2 separate regions of the Homo sapiens genome follow, and region 2 is linked to region 1. The links are chromatin loops, found by intact Hi-C in ENCODE. Cell type or tissue: mammary epithelial cell. All regions are shown on one strand. Each heading gives the region's core, and the rest is flanking DNA. Links, peaks and the distances in the headings are about the cores only. Region 1 overlaps DENND2B (DENN domain containing 2B). Region 2 has its middle 9.9 kb from the start of STK33.

The links. A loop is a pair of places that touch in the nucleus more often than their neighbours do. Peaks named below come from ENCODE experiments on the same cell type or tissue, not always from the same donor. Only the 100,000 strongest peaks of a DNase experiment are listed, where the experiment ranks them.
Region 2: it touches region 1 in a loop (4-fold over the local background); 2 of 110 quality-filtered maps call a loop at or near these places.

Annotation. Positions count from the first base shown.
Region 1 is chr11:8,772,704-8,775,618 of GRCh38, reverse strand. All of the region lies in intron 1 of DENND2B (DENN domain containing 2B), which reads left to right. The region is part of intron 1 of DENND2B-AS1 (DENND2B antisense RNA 1); the gene reads right to left. Among named protein-coding and RNA genes, the nearest start is that of DENND2B-AS1, 5.4 kb to the right of the region's middle. RefSeq lists an enhancer at 1,008-1,187. In mammary epithelial cell, for the core only: no CTCF peak of the experiment used is centred there; a DNase peak (open chromatin) is centred at 1,278; H3K27ac peaks cover 1,227 bases.
Region 2 is chr11:8,602,716-8,605,630 of GRCh38, reverse strand. No RefSeq gene overlaps it. Among named protein-coding and RNA genes, the nearest start is that of STK33, 9.9 kb to the right of the region's middle. RefSeq lists an enhancer at 1,264-1,765. In mammary epithelial cell, for the core only: a CTCF peak has its summit at 1,464; a DNase peak (open chromatin) is centred at 1,220; H3K27ac peaks cover 869 bases.

The DNA of each region.
Region 1 (2,915 bases), core at 255-2,754:
ATCTGGCCTGGTTGGAGCTGCTGAGATTTTGCATGCTCCCTGCCAGGAACCAGTGTCCTTGGGTCTCAGCTGGGGTGTGTCCCCACCCCAGCCATCTGGAAGGTCAGAGGAATTAGCCACTAGAATGTGCCCATTAGTGGCTTTGAGGGGTTACAACCTGTCAGTGGAATCTGAAGCCCGGGAACTGCCTCTCTCCCAGGGCTTTTTGGAGTTGGAACAGCCTGACTGTTCTAGCACTGACTGCTCCCTTATTTGGACAGTAAATTTTCAGGGTGAGATTGGACTTCTCTTTTGTCTTGGGAGAGTTTTTTGTTTTTTTAAGTATTTGACATTCTTGTGAGTGATTTTCAAGGAGATAACACGACATCAGAGCTATACCTTTCTTCACCTGATTCTTTCCTTGGTCTCTAGTCCATCCACTTATAAGACCCAGATGGGGGCCAGGCACAGTGGCCCACGTCTGTAATCTCAGCCCTTTGGGAGGTCAAGGCGGGCGGGTCACTTGAGGTCAGGAGTTCGAGACCACCCTGGCCAACATGGTGAAACCCCGTCTCTATTGAAAATACAAAAATTAGCCAGGTGTGTTGGTGGGCCCCTGTAATCCCGGCTACTCAGGAGGCTGAGGTGGGAGAATCTCATGAACCTGGGAGGTGGAAGTTGCAGTGAGCCAAGATCACGCCATTGCACTGCAGCCTAGGCAACAGAGAGAGACTCTGTCTCAAAAAAAAGTGAAAATAATAATTAAAAAAAAAAAACGAAAAAAATAAGAAGACCTAGATAGGGTTCCTAGACTGCCCACTCATCTCAGTCTCCCCAGGGGAGAAGCAAGTAACATCATCCTATAGACAAGAGGCAAGGTGTCTGAGGCCCCGGGGTTGGGCTTCAGGGCCTGGGGGCAACTTCCTGCCCAGCCTTGAGACATATGTCTTGGTTTTGGGGAACTTGCTGTGCCCCTTGACTTGTGGATTTGTAGTTTATCAGCCCAGCTTCATGTGGGGCCAGGATGGGAGCAGGGCACAGCCAGGAGTTGGGGTGGTGGTGATGAGATGGTGGATGGTAGTGGTGCTACTGAAGGGGAAGAATCTTCTGTGGCGATTTTGAGAGCACACTTCCTCTCTGTCAGAAGCGCAACTCTGTCAGCTTCTGGCTTTCCTTCTGATGGATCCCTGTAACCCTTAGGAAAGTCATTCAGCTAATGGCAGTGACACTAGATTCTAATGGAGGAAGGGAAAGCAGGAAGGAGAACATGTTTCTGTCAACAAAGGTGTGCTTTCACTAGTCAGAACTTGCTATAAGGCAGCCTTCAGCCTTTCAGGTGATTACTGTGCTTTGGGATTAAAGTGTCCTGCCGTTTCTGGAAGAGACTGCTAGTCATAAAGACAGGTAGGGCTGAAGGGTGGAGGTAGGGTCTCCAGCTGCAGTTGTCAAGAACCCAACGTGAAGGCTGACTGAGCAGAGAAACTGCTGCTGCCCAGAAAGAAAGCACTTTTAGCAGTGGTAAGTCCTTTGCATGCACTATCTTACTCAATCTGTACAACAGCACTTCGTGGTTGGAACTGTTCTCTCCATTTTACAGATGAGAAAACTGAAGCTTACAGAGGGTAGGCAACACATCCAAAGCTTCATAGCTGGTAGAGGCAGAGTTTCATACCCAAAGATCACCCTTTTCCCATTGTTTCTTACAGAGGAAACTGTGATAAGCCATTATTTTTTATAAATGTTACATTTTAGAATAGTTTCAGATTTACAGAACAGTTGCAAAGATAGTACAGAGAGACAGAGAGTTCCCATAGACCCTGCAAGCCATTAATTTTTTTTTTCCTCCTTTTCTGGTCCATTTTATGAGAATTCATTGGGGGTGGGGAACAGATTTGGAATGAGGACATTTTTTCCAGAGATTCCAACTTGGTAATTTTTTTCAGTAGGATTTTTTGAGCGTCCATCAGACTACATTATTTCTTCCCCAGTTCTGCTCTGCCTCAGCTCTGCTGGACTGGGCTGGGCCTGGCTTTGACATCTAGTTTCAGAGTCAAATGCCCCACTTTCTGACTCTGTCTCAATAGGGTCAGATGGTAATTGGGTTTCCGAGAGTTAGGAAGGCAGGTAGGTGTGGGGAGGATCTTTAGCAGCTGGGCTTCTGGATACTCTTCTGTCTCTGATGGGGCTATGACAGGGGAGTGTTAATATTTTCAGCTCATGTTTGATGGCATGGAGCCAGAGCCCTCCCGAGGGTCAGAGGCAGCGTCTCTGGGGTGAGGCCTGTTTGCTTGGATGCCCTCGAGTCTGTCCTTGTATGGTGCCAGAGTGGCTCATGGTGGTCGCTGCTGTGGGCCCTGGCCGTGGTCTGCAGGCAGGCAGGCTGGCTGGCTGTAGGCAGGAGAATATCCCTAGGTAGCTGGTGTGCTTTGCTTTGGGTCCCAGGCACATTCTCCATTTAAGGGAAAGGGGTCTGCAGTCTTCTTGGCTCTGGGTGTGAATGGGCTGGCCTGAAGTCTGCTCATGGCCTTTGCTGGATGTGCTTTTTCAATGAGATCATTCCAGAATTACATTCCTATGAAATTATATTTCACTCAAGATGTAAAGCTGGATTTGTGTAAAAGCACTGGCACTAAAACTCAGGGCTCAGAGCGGGGCAGAAATGAGAAGAGGGATAAACAGCTCTTCTTTAGGAGGAGGGGAAGGAAAGACAGAAAGAGAGAGAAAACAGTTGTTAAAGGATTTTGCATTGAAAATTGGTGCGCTGTAAGCATACCCAAGGAGTTGGGATTGCCACTCACCCCTGGAAAGGCAGGCTTGATGTTTGTTGTCCCAGCTGCCTGCCACCCCCAGGCAGTTTGGAGGGAGATGCCCTTGAGGCTTCAGTGTGTAAGGTTGCTGGAACGCTGGAGCCGCCCAGGTGTCCCCTGGTCATGGCA
Region 2 (2,915 bases), core at 293-2,792, 170 kb after region 1:
AGTGCAGTGGCAAGCTGTCAGTTCACTGCAGCCTCTGCCTCCTGGGCGCAAGCGATTCTCCTGCCTCATCCTCCTGAGTAGCTGAGATTACAGGCGCCTGCCACCATGCCCGGCTAATTTTTCTATTTTTAGTAGAGATGGGTTTTCACCATGTTGGCCAGGCTGGTCTCAAACTCCTGACCTCAGGTGATCCGCCTGCCTTGGCCTCCCAAAGTGCTGGGATTACAGGTGTGAGCCACTGTGCCCGGCCCATAATGAGGTTTTTAGAGTGTTTTATTGCCAGGGGAATGATGAGCCTAGACTAACAGAAAACAATAACTGTTGAAGACATTAAATGGCTCTTGGGCTTTCAATAATCTATGGTAGAGAATGCTCAGGCTCTTAACACACCTAAGAGTTGAGAAGGCTGCTCAGCCCCCAAAGAGGTTTATGCCTCAAGCCCCACATCAGCAGGGACACTAAAATGTGAAGAACCTCTTTGAGGGCAGAAGCAAGGGATAAGGAGAACAACAGGCAAGGGAGCTACTTCCAGGGACCTGAATCAGAAAATAATGAATAATTCCCGACCAGACTAGGAGGCCCTCAAAATATTTGCCCACTTGGATTTCAGAATTGCCATAGCCAATGACTCCTGTGTGCCTCCCATTCTTCCCCTTTCCTACGTGGAATGTCTTTCTCTGTTCTATAATCTACCTTTCAAAATCTTTACTCATCTTTTAAAAGCCACTTCATTTGTCAACACCTCTAGAATTTCTCCCTGTTATTCTGGAGAACACACCTCTCTCTTATCCGTCTCTTGCTCTGCTTCAGGGACACCTGGGAGTCTCCTGACCCTGCCCCCACACCCCCAAAGAGCCATAGATATGGAAGAAGTACCAAACCCCTAGTCATCCTTGACTCTTCCCTCTGCTTGGAAGGCTCTACCTCCAAAACTTCTCAAGGTCAGGGTTGGCTCCAATCACCCTTTAGATCTTAGCTCGCACCCCTCCTCAGAGAGCTTTTCCTAACCACACAATCTGAAGTGGACCCAGGCACTCTCTCACAGCCCTGTTTCATCGTCATCATGGCACTTACTATGAGGTATGTTTATCTTTTTCTTCGTCTTGTGTTCTTGCTCACTGTCTGAGTCACAGAGGGTGTAAGCTTCCCTGAGAGCAGAAGTCTTGCTTGGATCCTGGAACAGTGCCTGTAGTTGCTCAATAAGTATTACTTGAATGTATAACTCAGATCTCTGTCAGCCAACCCTACATTTCACTAGGAACATAAGTCTTAAGAAGACTTGTCCAAGATTCCTCATGAGTCATTGGCGGTGTCTGGACTAGAACTCAGGCTTGCAACTCAGGTCTCTATAGGATCTTTCAAAATGTCTAGGGCTGAAGTAGTTCCTGGACTCCAGACAAGTGGCAGAGTGAGAGAGGTCCGAGGTTCATTCCCGGTGTTGCAGTGTGCTGCAAGCCCCATAGGTGGCGCCGGGGCACTCATTTAGCCCCAGGGATCGTCAGAAAACTTGTTAAGGGCTAACCCTAGGGGGAAATTTTGATGAGGAGCAGGATATTTGCATAGTCCTAAATTGTCTCTCCACTGACTGCTCATTGTTGTGCAGGAAAAGTTGTGAGGGAGGAAAAAATATACAGCAATTGGAGTATTATACAGTGGAGAAATCACATAACATCTTGATCATGTGCTCAAAATAACATCACCAATAAGGGGCAGGTGGACATACTGTGCACCCAGATGTAATGCTGTGAGAAGGACATGATGTCACCCATGATACAGTATTGCTGCCAAGGATGCAGAACCTGAATCTCATTACAGAGAAACATCAGGCAAACCCACAATGAAAGACGTTATATTAAGTAAAGGCAGGGGATAGGGGACTGGATTCTTTAAAAATGTCCCTGTCGTTAAAGACAAAGAAAAGCTAGGAAAATGTCCAGGTTCAAGGAGGCTAAAGAGACATGACAGCTAAATGCAATTCCTGACCCTATATTGGGTCCTGTAGTGGAGTGAGGAAAATGTAATAGAAAGGACATTCTTGGGTCAACTGACAAAATGGGGATATGGAGAGTAGATGAGATTATTGTATCAATGTTAAATGTACTAAAGTTGATAACTGAACTGTGGTTATATAATTGAATATTCTCGTTTTTAGAAAATATGCACTGGAGTATTTAGAAGTCAAGGTCCTTAGTGTATGTAACTCACCCACAAATGGTACAGAACAAAGCTGTAGATGTATATCTTTTTTTAATTAAACATGCATACACACACACACACATATATAGAGAGAGTGCTATTAATAAAGCAAATGGTGTAAAATCTTTTTTTTTTTTTTGAGATGGAGTCTCGCTCTGTGGCCAGGCTGGAGTGCAGTGGCGCGATCTTGGCTCACTGCAACCTCTGCCTCCTAGGTTCAAGTGATTCTCCTGCCTCAGCCTCCTGAGTAGCTGGGACTACAGGTGTGCACCACCACACCCAGCTAATTTTTAGCAAAGACGGGGTTTCACCATGTTGGCCAGGATGGTCTCGATCTCTTCACCTTGTGATCTGCCCACCTCGGCCTCCCAAAGTGCTGGGATTACAGGCGTGAGCCACCGTGCCTGGCTGATGTAAAATCTTAATAGGTGAATCTGGGTGAAGGACATATGGGGGCAGACACGGTGGCTCACATTTTTTTCTTTTAAAGTTAAATTATTTATTCAAATATATTGAGGGGACTCAAGTGCAGGTTTCTTACATGCATTTATTGTGTGGTGCTGAAGTCTGGGCTTTGGTGTATCCATCACCTGAATAGTGAACATTGTACCCAATAGGTTTTTCAACCCTCACCCCCTCCCACCTTTTGTATTCCCTAATATCTATTATTTCACTCAGTATATGTCCATGTGTACACATGTTTAGCTCCCACCTGGGTG